Linked DNA regions of Homo sapiens: regions 1 and 2 are each linked to region 3. Evidence: chromatin contacts called from ENCODE Hi-C or POLR2A ChIA-PET data. All regions are on one chromosome and are shown on one strand. Each heading gives the region's core, a stretch centred on a gene start or an enhancer-like site at or near the end of the contact. The rest is flanking DNA. Distances are from core to core; before and after follow the strand shown.

Region 1 (3,928 bases), core at 418-2,917, 390 kb after region 3:
GTGCAGTGGTGTGATCAAAGCTCACTGCAGCCTCAACCTCCTAAGCTCAAGCGATCCTCCTGCTTTCGCCTCCGAAGTAGCTGGGACTACTGGTGTGCGCCGCCAGGCCTGGCTAATATTTTAATTTTTTTGTAGAGTTGCGGTCTCAGTATGTTGCCAGGCTGGTCTTGAACTCCTGGGCTCAAGCGATCCTCCCGCTTCAGCCTCCCAAAGTGCTGGGAATACAGTCGTGAGCCACCGTGCCCTTCCCAAGCTCTATCTAGACAGTCATTCCTCTTGGGGGATGCCAGCTGGGGAGAGCCTGGAGGAGGGCAAGCAGGGAGATGGAGGTTTCTCTGTGCCCTGCAGGGCAGGCCACTGGAGTCCAGAGGATGAGCAGGGAGGTTCTTGCAGGGATGACAGGAACCCTGGGGAAGTTTATCTTGGATTTTGGCCAGCAGCTCCAATCCCAGGGCTCAGGTGGGGCGGCAAGGACACACAGTGTCAGCGCCTGATGAAATCCCTGAGGTCACAGAATATGGTGGCTCCATCTTCCTTCCAGGGCTGTGTACTGCTTTTGGAGACATACAAAGTGTTTTCCAATATTCCCAAGGGAGCTTGTGGAAAATGAAGATTCCAGGCCTGTAATCCAAGCATTTTGGGAGGCAGAGGCAGGAGAATCACTTGAGCCCAGGAGTTCAAGACCAGTTTGGGCAACATAGCAAGACCCCATCTCTAACAAAAAAAAATTAGCCAGGGCCAGGCACGGTGGCTCACGCCTGTAATCCCAGCACTATGGGAGGCCAAGAAAGGTGGATCACCTGAGGTCAGGAGTTGGAGACCAGCCTGGCCAAAACGGTGAAACCCTGTCTCTACTAATAATACAAAAATTAGCTGGATGTGGTGGTGCGTGCCTGTGGCCCCAGCTACCCGGAAGGCTGAGGTGGAAGGACTGCTTGAGCCTGGGACTTCAAAGCTGCAGTGAGCTATGACTGCACCACTGCAGTCCAGCCACGGCAATTGAGTGATACCCTGTCTCAAAAACAAAACGAAAACTAAACAAAACACAGATTTCAGGGTCCAGTTCCCTATAGGATTCTGGTTCATTCCATCTGTGTTGGGGCTCAGGAATTTGTGGATCCAGGGCCATGAGTTAGGAAACTGAGAAATCTTGGAAATGATGAGACAGGCTTGGGCAAATGACCTTAGGTTTCACCTTTCTGAGACCCAGTTTCCACCTCTGTAAAATGTGGATAGTAATCTCGCCTTCTGGCCTTATGCGGAGGGTCCCACGAGAGGGAGCCTATAAAGTCTTCAAGAAAGCGGTGCAGCAGTTATGATCACTGACATTCTTCCCCAGCAAATGAGCCCCCGGAGCTGGCATGCAGGATTCGAACCAGCTCACCTAGCGCGGGATTCGAACTCGCGAAACTACTCGCGCCTTCCTGACGTCACGAAGTCACCCTGGAAAGCCGCTCTTCGCCCCGCCCCCGGCCCCGCCCGCGCCCGGAGCCCCGCCCCACTCTCCTGGGCGCAGCCTACCCCGCTGCCTGCCCCGCGCCCCGCCCCCGCTCCGGCCTCCCGCAGCCGGGGCTCGCGATTGGCCTTGCCGGGACGCCAGGGCCCGCCCCCCGAGTGTCGGCCCCGCCCCCGCAGAGGGGAGCGAGCGCTCGCGGGCCGGGGCGGAGGGTTCGGCTGCGCGGCGGGGCTGAGGCGGCCGCGGGGCCCGAGCGCAGGTAAGGGCGCCCGCGAACCGGGCCAGGGGAAGTGAGGGCGCGGCCGGCGTCCCGGAGAGGGGACTGGGACAGCTCGGATTCGGCTGCGGACCGAGTTGGGGGTCGGAGTCGGCTGAGGAGGGGGGCTGGGTCTGGGGACCCGGGCTGCAACTGGAGGCTGGGGTTGGAATTGGGGACGGGGCTGCGCTTAGGGGGTCGAAGTTAGCTGGGGAGGGGCTGGGGTTGGGGATTGGGACTGCACTTGGGGCTCAGGGCTAGCTGGGGAGGGGGCGGGAGTTGCAGGTCGAGGTTAGCTGGGGACGGGGCAGGGGGTGCAGATCGAGGTTAGCTGGGGAAGGATTGGGTCTGGGCATTGGGACTCCACTTAGAAATCAGGGCCAGCTGGGGAGGAGGCTGGAGTTGCAGGTCCAGGTTAGCTGGGGAGGGGGCTGGAGGTGGGATTGGAGGTCTGAGTTAGCTGAGGAGGGGGCTGGGGGTGAGACTGGAGGTCTGAGTTATCTGGGGAGGGGACTGGAGTTGCAGGTCGAGGTTAGCTGGGGAGGGAGCTTGGAGCGGGATTGGAGGTCTGAGTTGGCTGGGGAGGGGTCTGGAATTGCAGGTCCAGGTTAGCTAGGAAGGGGCTGGTGGTGGAATTGGAGGTCTTGAGTTTGCTGGGGAGGGGGCTAGAGTCGCAGGTCGAGGTTAGCTGCCGAGGGGGCTTGGAGTGGGATTGGAGGTCCAAGCTAGCTGGGGAGGGGGCTGGAATTGTAGGTCGAGGTTAGCTGGGGAGGGGGCTGGAAGTGGAATTGGAAATCTGAGTTAGCTGGGGAGGACGCTGGGGATGGTGTTGGGGGTTGAGGTTAATTGGAGCGGGGAACAGGGGTTGAGTCAAGGGTGCAGCTTCTTTGAAGAGGGAGCTGGGAGTGGGGTTGAGGTTTGCAGGGAGCTGGAGAGGGGGCTGGGGATGGAGTTTGAAGTGGGGTTCATTGGAGAGGGGGCTGCAGAGGGAATTAGATGTTGAGGTTGTCTGGGGAGAGGACTGAGGAATGGGGTTGGTGAAGATGGGGGGGTGTGATTGACGGCCCAGGGGTTAGGGTTAGCTGAAAAGGGGCAGAAGGACAAAGCTGGGGTGAGCCAGGGAGTGGCTGGAGCATACAGGTGGGGGTCAGGCTTGTTCCAGAAAGGGTCTGGGGGCTATCAGGGGAAATGGGGAGCTTGTGAGTGTGTGGGGTGGAAGGGGGTTCAGGGAGAAGGAAGTTGGGGTGAGTTAGTGAGAAGGGAGGTGGGGGTAAGGTCCCAGGCTGGAGACACCTGGGGGCAGGTGTTTTGCTAGACATTGACTAATCAGGAGGAAAACGGGGTGTGGGGAGGTGTCTCAGGTAGGATCCAGTTAAAAGGAATTTGGAGAGGACTCACCCCTCTACTTTTGGGGGAGATGTTAATTGTTTGCTCTAGAACTGGGCACGGGGCAGAACCCCCTGGGGAACAGTGAGTTGAAGGAGACGGGAGTTCGGAATACTTTTTGAGGTTTATTTCTAGGATATAGGGTGCCAAGGAGAACGCTTCAGGAAGGAGAAAGGCTCCTGTCGGTGACTGAATTTTTCAGGAACTAAAGTGGGAGTTTTTGGGACGGTGCTATTGAGCGACGTGGGTGGCACTTTATTTTTCCTGGGGAGCGGGGGTTGCTAGGGGTTGGGAGGTGGGCGGTGGAAGACAGGCTTGATGAACAGAGGCAGCGGATCCCCAGCTAAGCGTCTTCACACGGTTGCTAGGTGTCAGCGAGGCAAATGCCAAGTTCACAAACTTGTTCCCGTCGTGGGATGCTGCGATCTTGCCTTGATGGAGTGTCGGGGGCCTCTGGGAGGTGCGCCTGTGTGTGTTCCGACCCAGCCTCTCGCTGCGGATTTGGCTGTATCATCTTTTGGAGGTGTTGTTTACTCCCCTGCAAAGCGGGAATAATAAAAACAGTAGCATGTGCCTCTCAGGGTCGAATTACGGGATGTATGCATGGACTATTTCCTAGCATATAGTGAGGGTACCTGAAGCATGGAGAATAATGGACTCAATCCAGTTTTTTTCTTTGGTGGGTTTGGAGATGGAGGAGTGGGATGACTGGGTTGTCACAGAGGAGAGGAAAGGAAGTGACTGGAACTTGACTCTAGTCCTGCAACCTTAGGAGCACACATCAGGGTCACCCCCAGAAGCTTTAAAAAATAACCTGCATGGCTGGTTGT
Region 2 (3,466 bases), core at 238-2,737, 270 kb after region 3:
CTTTGGGAGGCCGAGGTAGGTGGATCACCTGAGGTCAGGAGTTCGATACCAGCCTGGCTGGCCAACATGGAGAAACTCTGTATCTACTAAAAATATAAAAATTAGCCAGGCGGGGTGGCGTGCACCTGTAATCCCAGCTACTTGGGAGGCTGAGGCAGGAGAATCACTTGAACCCACGAGGTGGATGCAGTGAGCCGAGATCGTGCAACTGCACTCCAGCCTGGGCAATAGGGCGAGACTGTCTCAAGAAAAAAAAAAGAAGAAGAAAAAGAAACCAACCTGTTTGGGTAGGGGAGAGTTCAGGGAGGTTGGGGTTGCTAGAGCAGCAGAAAGGTCAGCTGCCTCCCTCATTCCTCAACATGGGTGGTGGGTATAAACAGAATAGACCCTTGCAGCTGCGCGGTGGCTCACGCCTGTAATCCCAGCACTTTGGGAGGCTGAGGCGGGTGGATCACCTGAGGTGGGAGTTCGAGACCAGCCTGGCCAACATGGTGAAACCCCGTCTCTACTAAAAATGCAAAAATTAGCCGGGCGTGGTGGCATACGCCTGTAATCCCAGCTACTTGGGAGGCTGAGGCAGGACAATGGCTTGAACCCGGGAGGCGGAGGTTGCAGTGAGCCGAGATCATGCCATTGCACTCCAGACTCCGTCTCAAAAAAAAAAAAAAAAGGACCCTTGCTGTCTTATCACCAGGACAGCGGTGCTAACGTATAAGTGAGGTCTCTCCCTCAGGGCGCTGTGGACACTGGAGCCTGGGTCATTCTCTGGGCTGGGCAGGGTGCTGAGTTGCATCCCTGGCCTCCACCTACTCCATGCCAGGAACTGCCCCCAGTTATGACAACCACAGACGTCCCCAGACATCGCCCGGTGTCCCCTGGAGGGCAGGACCGCCCCTCGCTCAGACCCTCTGATGTGGCCTCACTGCAGTGCGAGCGTGGCAGCCCCTCTCTGCCTTTAGGGTAGAGTCAATGCGTCTTCTCCCTCTCCTTGCAGGCTGGGCCTCGGAAAGCTTATGCGTCTCTCACCCAGGGGCGTTTTCACAGGGCAAGGGCAGACCGTGCCATCCTGGGCGTTGGGGCCCTGGGCGAGCTGCCGGCTCCCGACCCTCCCGTGGGGACCCTATCGCGACAGGGTCATGCCCCGGCCACCCGGCCCCGCCAGACCCAGCCCCACCAGAGCCCCGGCAGGCCCGGCACGGAGGTCGCGGCGCGGGAGGCGGCGGCACTTACGGCTGAGCTGCCGGGAGCCGCGCGCGCCGGCCCAGGTGGGCGCAGGTGACCATCGGGGCGCGCGCTGAGGCGCCAGACAGGGCCCCCGAGGCGGGAGCGCCCCGTGCAGGCCGGCCGGCCTCCCCTGCGTGTCCCTGGGACGCCTCCTCCGCTCGGCTCCTCGGCGCTCGGAGCGGACGCCCCCCGCAGGCGCCCCTCAGGAACTCGCCGCAGCCGCCGCCACCAACCCCGACGCGCGCAGAGGTAAACTCGGCACTGCGCCTGCGCACCCCGAACCTGCGAACTACAAGTCCCAGCAGGCCCCGCAGCGCGGCGCTGGGCTCCTGACTCTCCAACCTGGGTCACAGCGCCGCCTCCGGGCGGGCGGCGTCTCCGCAGGACCACGATGCCCCTGCGGCTGTTGGATCCACCCCGTGTGGTTCGCTGGAGTCCCCGGGTGTTGTGGGGTTCGCGGAGCCAATCCTCAAATCCCAGCTCCGTCGTTTCCCGGCGGCTTGCCATTGGATATTAATAACTACTATTATTTATTAAGCAAGTTATATAAACGTATAATGTATTACATACTTATTAAAATGATTGCTTAAGTAATTGTTGTTTGTTTTTGAGACTGAGTTTCGCTCTTGTCGCCCAGGCTGGAGTGCAATGGCATGATCTCAGGTCACTGAAACCTCCGCCCCCTCGGGTTCAAGCGATTATCCTGCCTCAGTCTCCCAAGTAGCTGGGATTACGGGCGTGCACAACCACACTCGGCTAATTTTTTATATTTTTGGTAGCGACGCGGTTTCACCATGTTGGCCAGGCTGGTCTCGAACTCCTGACTTCCAGTGATCTGCCCGCCTTGGCCTCCCAAAGTGCTGGGATTACAGGCGTGAGCCACCACGCCCAGCCAAATTAAATTATTGTTTAAATATTTATTTAATATTCTACTGATTGTTATTTATGAGAAATTAAAATAGTAAAACTACTATAATTAATATACTGTTGTAGGATACAACAAATTCCTCTTCAAAGGTTTTAGCCTGTAAATTGTTAAGTACAATCAGTTATGAGCTCCTCTCCAAAGAACCAATGTTTCCGTATATTCAGCTCCCCTGTTCTTTTTTTTTTTTTTTTTGAGATGGAGTCTCGCTCTGTCGCCCAGGCTGGAGTGCAGCGGCGCGATCTCGGCTCACTGCAAGCTCCGCCTCCCAGGTTCACGCCATTCTCCTGCCTCAGCCTCCCAAGCAGCTGGGACCACAGGCGCCCGCCACCACGCCCGGCTAATTTTTTTGTATTTTTAGTAGAGACGGAGTTTCACCGTGTTAGCCAGGATGGTCTCGATCTCCTGACCTCGTGATCCGCCTGCCTCAGCCTCCCAAAGTGCTGGGATTACAGGCGTGAGCCACCGCGCCCGGCCACCTATTCTTTGTTCTTCATTTTAAACTTTAACTTCCTCGTTCTTTTCGTTTCCTTGCCCCTAGTTTCAGTAAACAACCCCTCCTAGCCCCTATCACCTGCTCTGACCTTAGTCACCCTTGGTCACCTGCTCTGACCTTAGTCATCCTTGGTCACCTGCTCTGACCTTAGTCATCCTTGTCACCTGCTCTGACCTTAGTCATCCTTGGTCACCTGCTCTGACCTTAGTCATCCTTGGTCACCTGCTCTGACCTTAGTCATCCTTGTCACCTGCTCTGACCTTAGTTATCCTTGGTCACCTGCTCTGTTCTTAGTCACCCTTGTCACCTGCTCTGACCTTAGTTATCCTTGGTCACCTGCTCTGTTCTTAGTCACCCTTGTCACCTGCTCTGACCTTAGTTATCCTTGGTCACCTGCTCTGACCTTAGTCATCCTTGGTCACCTGCTCTGTTCTTAGTCACCCTTGTCACCTGCTCTGACCTTAGTTATCCTTGGTCACCTGCTCTGTTCTTAGTCACCCTTGTCACCTGCTCTGACCTTAGTCATCCTTGGTCACCTGCTCTGACCTTAGTTATCCTTGGTCACCTGCTCTGACCTTAGTCACCCTTGTCACCTGCTCTGACCTTAGTTATCCTTGGTCACCTGCTCTGTTCTTAGTCACCCTTGTCACCTGCTCTGACCTTAGTCATCCTTGGTCACCTGCTCTGACCTTAGTCACCCTTGTCACCTGCTCTGACCTTAGTCATCCTTGGTCACCTGCTCTGACCTTAGTTATCCTTGGTCACCTGCTCTGACCTTAGTTATCCTTGGTCACCTGCTCTGTTCTTAGTCACCCTTGTCA
Region 3 (4,016 bases), core at 1,515-4,014:
CGGGGCTGGCCTACTGGGAGAGTGGAATGAGTTCCCACAAGCAGGCAGGGAGCCTGACAGAGGTCCCCTCCCCTGCACCCTGAGGCCCCAGCCCCTGGACCTCAGGTGGTCAAAGTCCTCCCAGCAAGGGGCCCTCCAGCTGGGATGCAAGGTTGCTTGGACGGGAAGTTTTCTGAGGGTCTGTCGCATCAGATTCCCAAAGGGGTCCCTGGCTCCAACACCTTGGGTGTGAAGCCCTCCCAACCCCCTGACAGCCCCGGCTCTCTGCGTGGCACTGACACCAGTCCTCCTTGGGTCGCACGTGAGCTCACATCTTCCTCACTGTCCTATCTGCCACGCCTGGCCCTGAGCCTGACAGCAACCTCCCGTCTTACAGGCTGATAGGGGTCAACTTTCAGGCTCACAGAGTGGGAGGGGGTGGGACTGCAGACACAGGTGCTCCTGCAGCAGACACCCCCGGGCCACAGGCGGGCACTGGACAGAGGATGCGGGAAGGGCCGCATCACTTCCAGACTTGCTCCAAGCAGCCAAGGCGGCAGACACGGGAGCCCCTGACCTTCGTCCTTGAACCCCGTGTCAATCTCAAGTCCAAAGTGCAGGCACAGAAGACCGGGTGCATGCAGGGATGGCGGCGGGGGTTCTGGAGGTCACAGAGCCACAGGGCAAGGCCATCTGGTAAGATCTTTATGACACCAGTAATTCCTAACTCCCCTCCATCCAAACAAAGTCCACGACCCACTACAAAAGCCAGCCAGTGCCACTCTGTGCAAAGTGCCACCACGCGGGCCGCACTGCACATTTCCTCCAAACGTGAGGACCACGGCTCTGCCTACCCGCGGCCCCCTGGAAAGATGGCCCATTTTAGAACCCTTAGGTAAATCAAAACACAAGTTTGGGGAAAAAAATCAGGAAGGCGTTTCATCCAAGGCACCTCTGTAACCCGGGACACGGAGGGCCCTAAGAGGCTCACGGCAGGAGAGGCAACGTGTTCCCCACACAACATGCGACCTGCCTCCTCCCCAAGAGCCACCGCCACCAGCACGCCCCCTCCTCCGTCACCGCTGCCTCTCACGCATTTCCGACCTTCCCCACCGCCCCGCCCCCGGCCCAGGAGCTAACCTAGGAGCTCGGGAGGGCAGGGGCGGGGCAGGGCAAGAGCTTCTGTTTTGTAAACCACTGAAGGGGCCCTTATTTGGAGTGACAACACTTTACAGCTGGCCCGACTGGCTCCCTGCAGCAGGTGTGCCTTGGGGAGAAGGAGGTTCACCAGCAAACCTTCTCCAGGACGGTGGGGAGGAGCCGGCAGGTGGGGGGCTGCTCTCAACGAGGACTCAGCGTGGCTCCCACCAGGACTCTAAGGAAGGGGGCGGGGGAGGCTGCCGAGATAGCTGCTTGGGACAACAAGCAAAGGCTCCCTCAGGTGTCAACCGCCCCACCCTCAGCTGAGCGGAACCCTGAGGAGAGGAAAGACTGTCTTTTTCCCACAGGGTGCATTCCAGCCAAGAGGAGTACGGGGTTTCCCGGAACAGGAAGGCAGGAGAATGGCCCTGAAGGGAATGTGGGGATAGGGGACACGGAGGAGTCTTCGGGGGGATGGGGGGGTGTACAGGGCCTGCATGGAGGGTACAGGGCCTGCATGGAGTGTACAGGGCTCTGCCTGGAGGGAAGGGTCAACGCGGGGCCCTGAGCAGTGAGGGGTGAGTGTGCCCTGTGGGTTACAGCCCAAAGGTCTGGCCCTGAAGGGGTAGCGAGGGGTGGGTACTCCGGTGGGGTAAGGTCAGAAGGTCCCTGTGCAGGGAGGGACTGGTCCCTTGAGAAGGAACAGAGGGCAAATCCTGAAGAGTCCTGGAGGCCCAATGTAGACAGCAGAAGCTGGGAGCTGACCTAGGAGTGATCGGGGGCCTGATCCAGACAGGACAGACACAGGCTGACACCGGAGAGTCCCAGGTGCCAACATGAACAGTTAAGGCAGGGGCTGACCCCAAAGAAATCAGGGGCCCGCAGCTGACCCCGGAGGGTCCCAGGTGCCGACCTAGACAGCAAAGGCAGGGCTGACCCCAGAGGGTCCCGAGCCGACCCAGACGACACAGGCAGGGCTGATCCCGGAGGGCCCCGCCCCGACCCGGACAGGCAGTGAAGGCACAGGCAGGGCTGACACTCGAGGGTCCCGCGACCCGGACAGGCAGGGAAGGCACAGGCAGGGCTGACCCCGGAGGGTCTCGCGACCCGGACGGCACAGGCAGGGCTGACCCCGGAGGGTCCCGGCCCGACCCGGACAGGCAGGGCAGGCACAGGCAGGGCAGGGCCCGCAGCCGGCAGGCCCGGGGGCCGCACTCACCGAGCAGCAGCAGCTTGAGCTCGCGCCGGGCGTCGCGCTTGTCCCGCCGCAGCTGCTTCTCGATCTCGGCGTTGATCCGCTTGGACTCCTTCACCTCATCGCTCAGGCAACACGCCATCATGGACTCCAGAGTCATCGTCCCGGCCCCGGCCGACGCGGCCGCCTGCCCGCCGCCGCCCCCCGGCCCCCGGCCCGGCCCTGGCCGGAGCCGCCTCGGCCGCCGCCCGCCGCGGCCCTCCGGCCTCGGCCACCGGCCCTCGGCCCCGGGCCGGCCCGCCCCGCCTCGGCCGCCGCCTGGCGAGCCGCCGGGTCCCCGCTCGGGCCGCGCCAGCCGCGGACTCCCGCGCGGCCGCACTCAGCCCGCGCCGCCGCCGCAGCCACCGCCAACCGCAGCCGCCGCAACCGAGCGACAGCGCCGGACAACCTAGCAGGCTGGGAGCGCAGCCCGCGACGGGCAGACGGTGCGGCCAATGGGAGGGGCCGGCGGCCAAGCGCGCCCACCATGGGGGCGGGACTAGCGGCCTGGGCGGGGCGTCGGCGGGCGCGAAAGGGGCGGGGCGGGGCGAGGGCGGGGGGCCCGCGGGTTTGGTTGCGCCGACGTGGGAAGGGGGACGCGCAGCCGGGAGCCGGGGCGGGGCCGCCCGGGATTGTGGGAATGTGGCGGACTCGGCCCGGCCAGGCTCGGCTCCGCTCGGCTCCGTTCGGCCCCGCTCGGTCCCGCTCGGCTCGGCCCAGGCGCGGTGGCGGAGGCGCGCACGCGGCCGCTGCGCTCTCTGGGTCTCCAGGTGCCTGGGCAGCAGTCGCTGCCCCCGGGAAGCGCCCTGACATTGCCTGACAGGAACCTTCACTCATCCATTAAAAAGCGTTAATGGAGGTCGGGCGCGGTGGCTCACGCCTGTAATCCCAGCACTTTGGAAGGCCGAGGCGGGCGGATCACCTGAGGTCTGGAGTTCGAGACCAGCCTGACCAACAGGGAGAAACGCCGTCTCTACTAAAACTACAAAATTAGCCCGGCGTGGTGGTGCACGCCCGTAATCCCAGCTACTCGGGAGGCTGAGGCAGGAGAATCACTTGAACCCAGGAGGCGGAGGTTGCAGTGAGCCGAGATCACGCCATTGCACTCCAGCCTGGGCAACAAGAACGAAACTCCGTCTCCAAAGAAAAAAAAAAAAAAAGAGGGCCGGGCGCGGTGGCTCACGCCTGTAATCCCAGCACTTTGGGAGGCCGAGGCGGGTGGATCACGAGGTCAGGAGATCGAGACTATCCTGGCTGACACGGTGAAACCCCGTCTCTACTAAAAATACAAAAAATTAGCCGGGCGTGGTGGCGGGCGCCTGTAGTCCCAGCTACTCGGGAGGCTGAGGCAGGAGAATGGCGTGAACCCGGGAGACGGAACTTGCAGTGAGCTGAGATCATGCCACTGCACTCCAGCCTGGGCGACAGAGCGAGACTCTGTCTCAAAAAAAAAAATTAAAAAGCGTTAATGGGACACCTACTGTGTATCAGGCATTAATGGGACACATTCTATATGCCAGGCACGGACCAGAGATTAATGGAGTGCCTGCTGTCCATCAGGTGTCAATCAGGCCTTACTGCAGTGCCTGCACCATTCCAGGCCAGGTATACGCATTCATGAAATGCCTACAGGATACCAGGCACTGCTGTAAGCCCGTTAAGC

The links. Hi-C counts contacts between places; a loop is a spot of excess contacts on that map. ChIA-PET counts read pairs that join two places held with the same protein, here RNA polymerase II (POLR2A). Pooled maps may share reads with other maps.
Region 1: a loop to region 3 is called in a pooled map, with 4 times the contacts of the local background. The contact joins the promoter of GNG7 here to the promoter of GNA11 in region 3. A Hi-C loop is called at or near these places in 2 of 50 pooled maps. POLR2A ChIA-PET finds 5 or more read pairs at or near these places in 2 of 52 experiments (activated CD4-positive, alpha-beta T cell and activated T-cell).
Region 2: a pooled map shows a loop between it and region 3 (4-fold over the local background). The contact joins the promoter of ZNF554 here to the promoter of GNA11 in region 3. A Hi-C loop is called at or near these places in 3 of 50 pooled maps. POLR2A ChIA-PET finds 5 or more read pairs at or near these places in 2 of 52 experiments (OCI-LY7 and endothelial cell of umbilical vein).

Annotation. Positions count from the first base shown.
Region 1 is chr19:2,700,433-2,704,360 of GRCh38, reverse strand. It overlaps GNG7 (G protein subunit gamma 7), which reads left to right and starts at 1,667. Exons shown (of 5, transcript NM_052847.3): 1 at 1,667-1,715. RefSeq lists a silencer at 1,382-1,771.
Region 2 is chr19:2,817,889-2,821,354 of GRCh38, reverse strand. ZNF554 (zinc finger protein 554) reads right to left here and starts at 1,487. Exons shown (of 5, transcript NM_001102651.2): 1 at 1,231-1,487. The coding sequence starts at 1,283. RefSeq lists an enhancer at 383-1,076 and a silencer at 1,009-1,448.
Region 3 is chr19:3,093,110-3,097,125 of GRCh38, reverse strand. GNA11 (G protein subunit alpha 11) reads right to left here and starts at 2,764. Exons shown (of 7, transcript NM_002067.5): 1 at 2,339-2,764. The coding sequence starts at 2,474. RefSeq lists enhancers at 1-985, 986-1,971, 1,972-2,959 and silencers at 1,012-1,101, 2,256-2,385, 2,706-2,825, 2,846-3,095.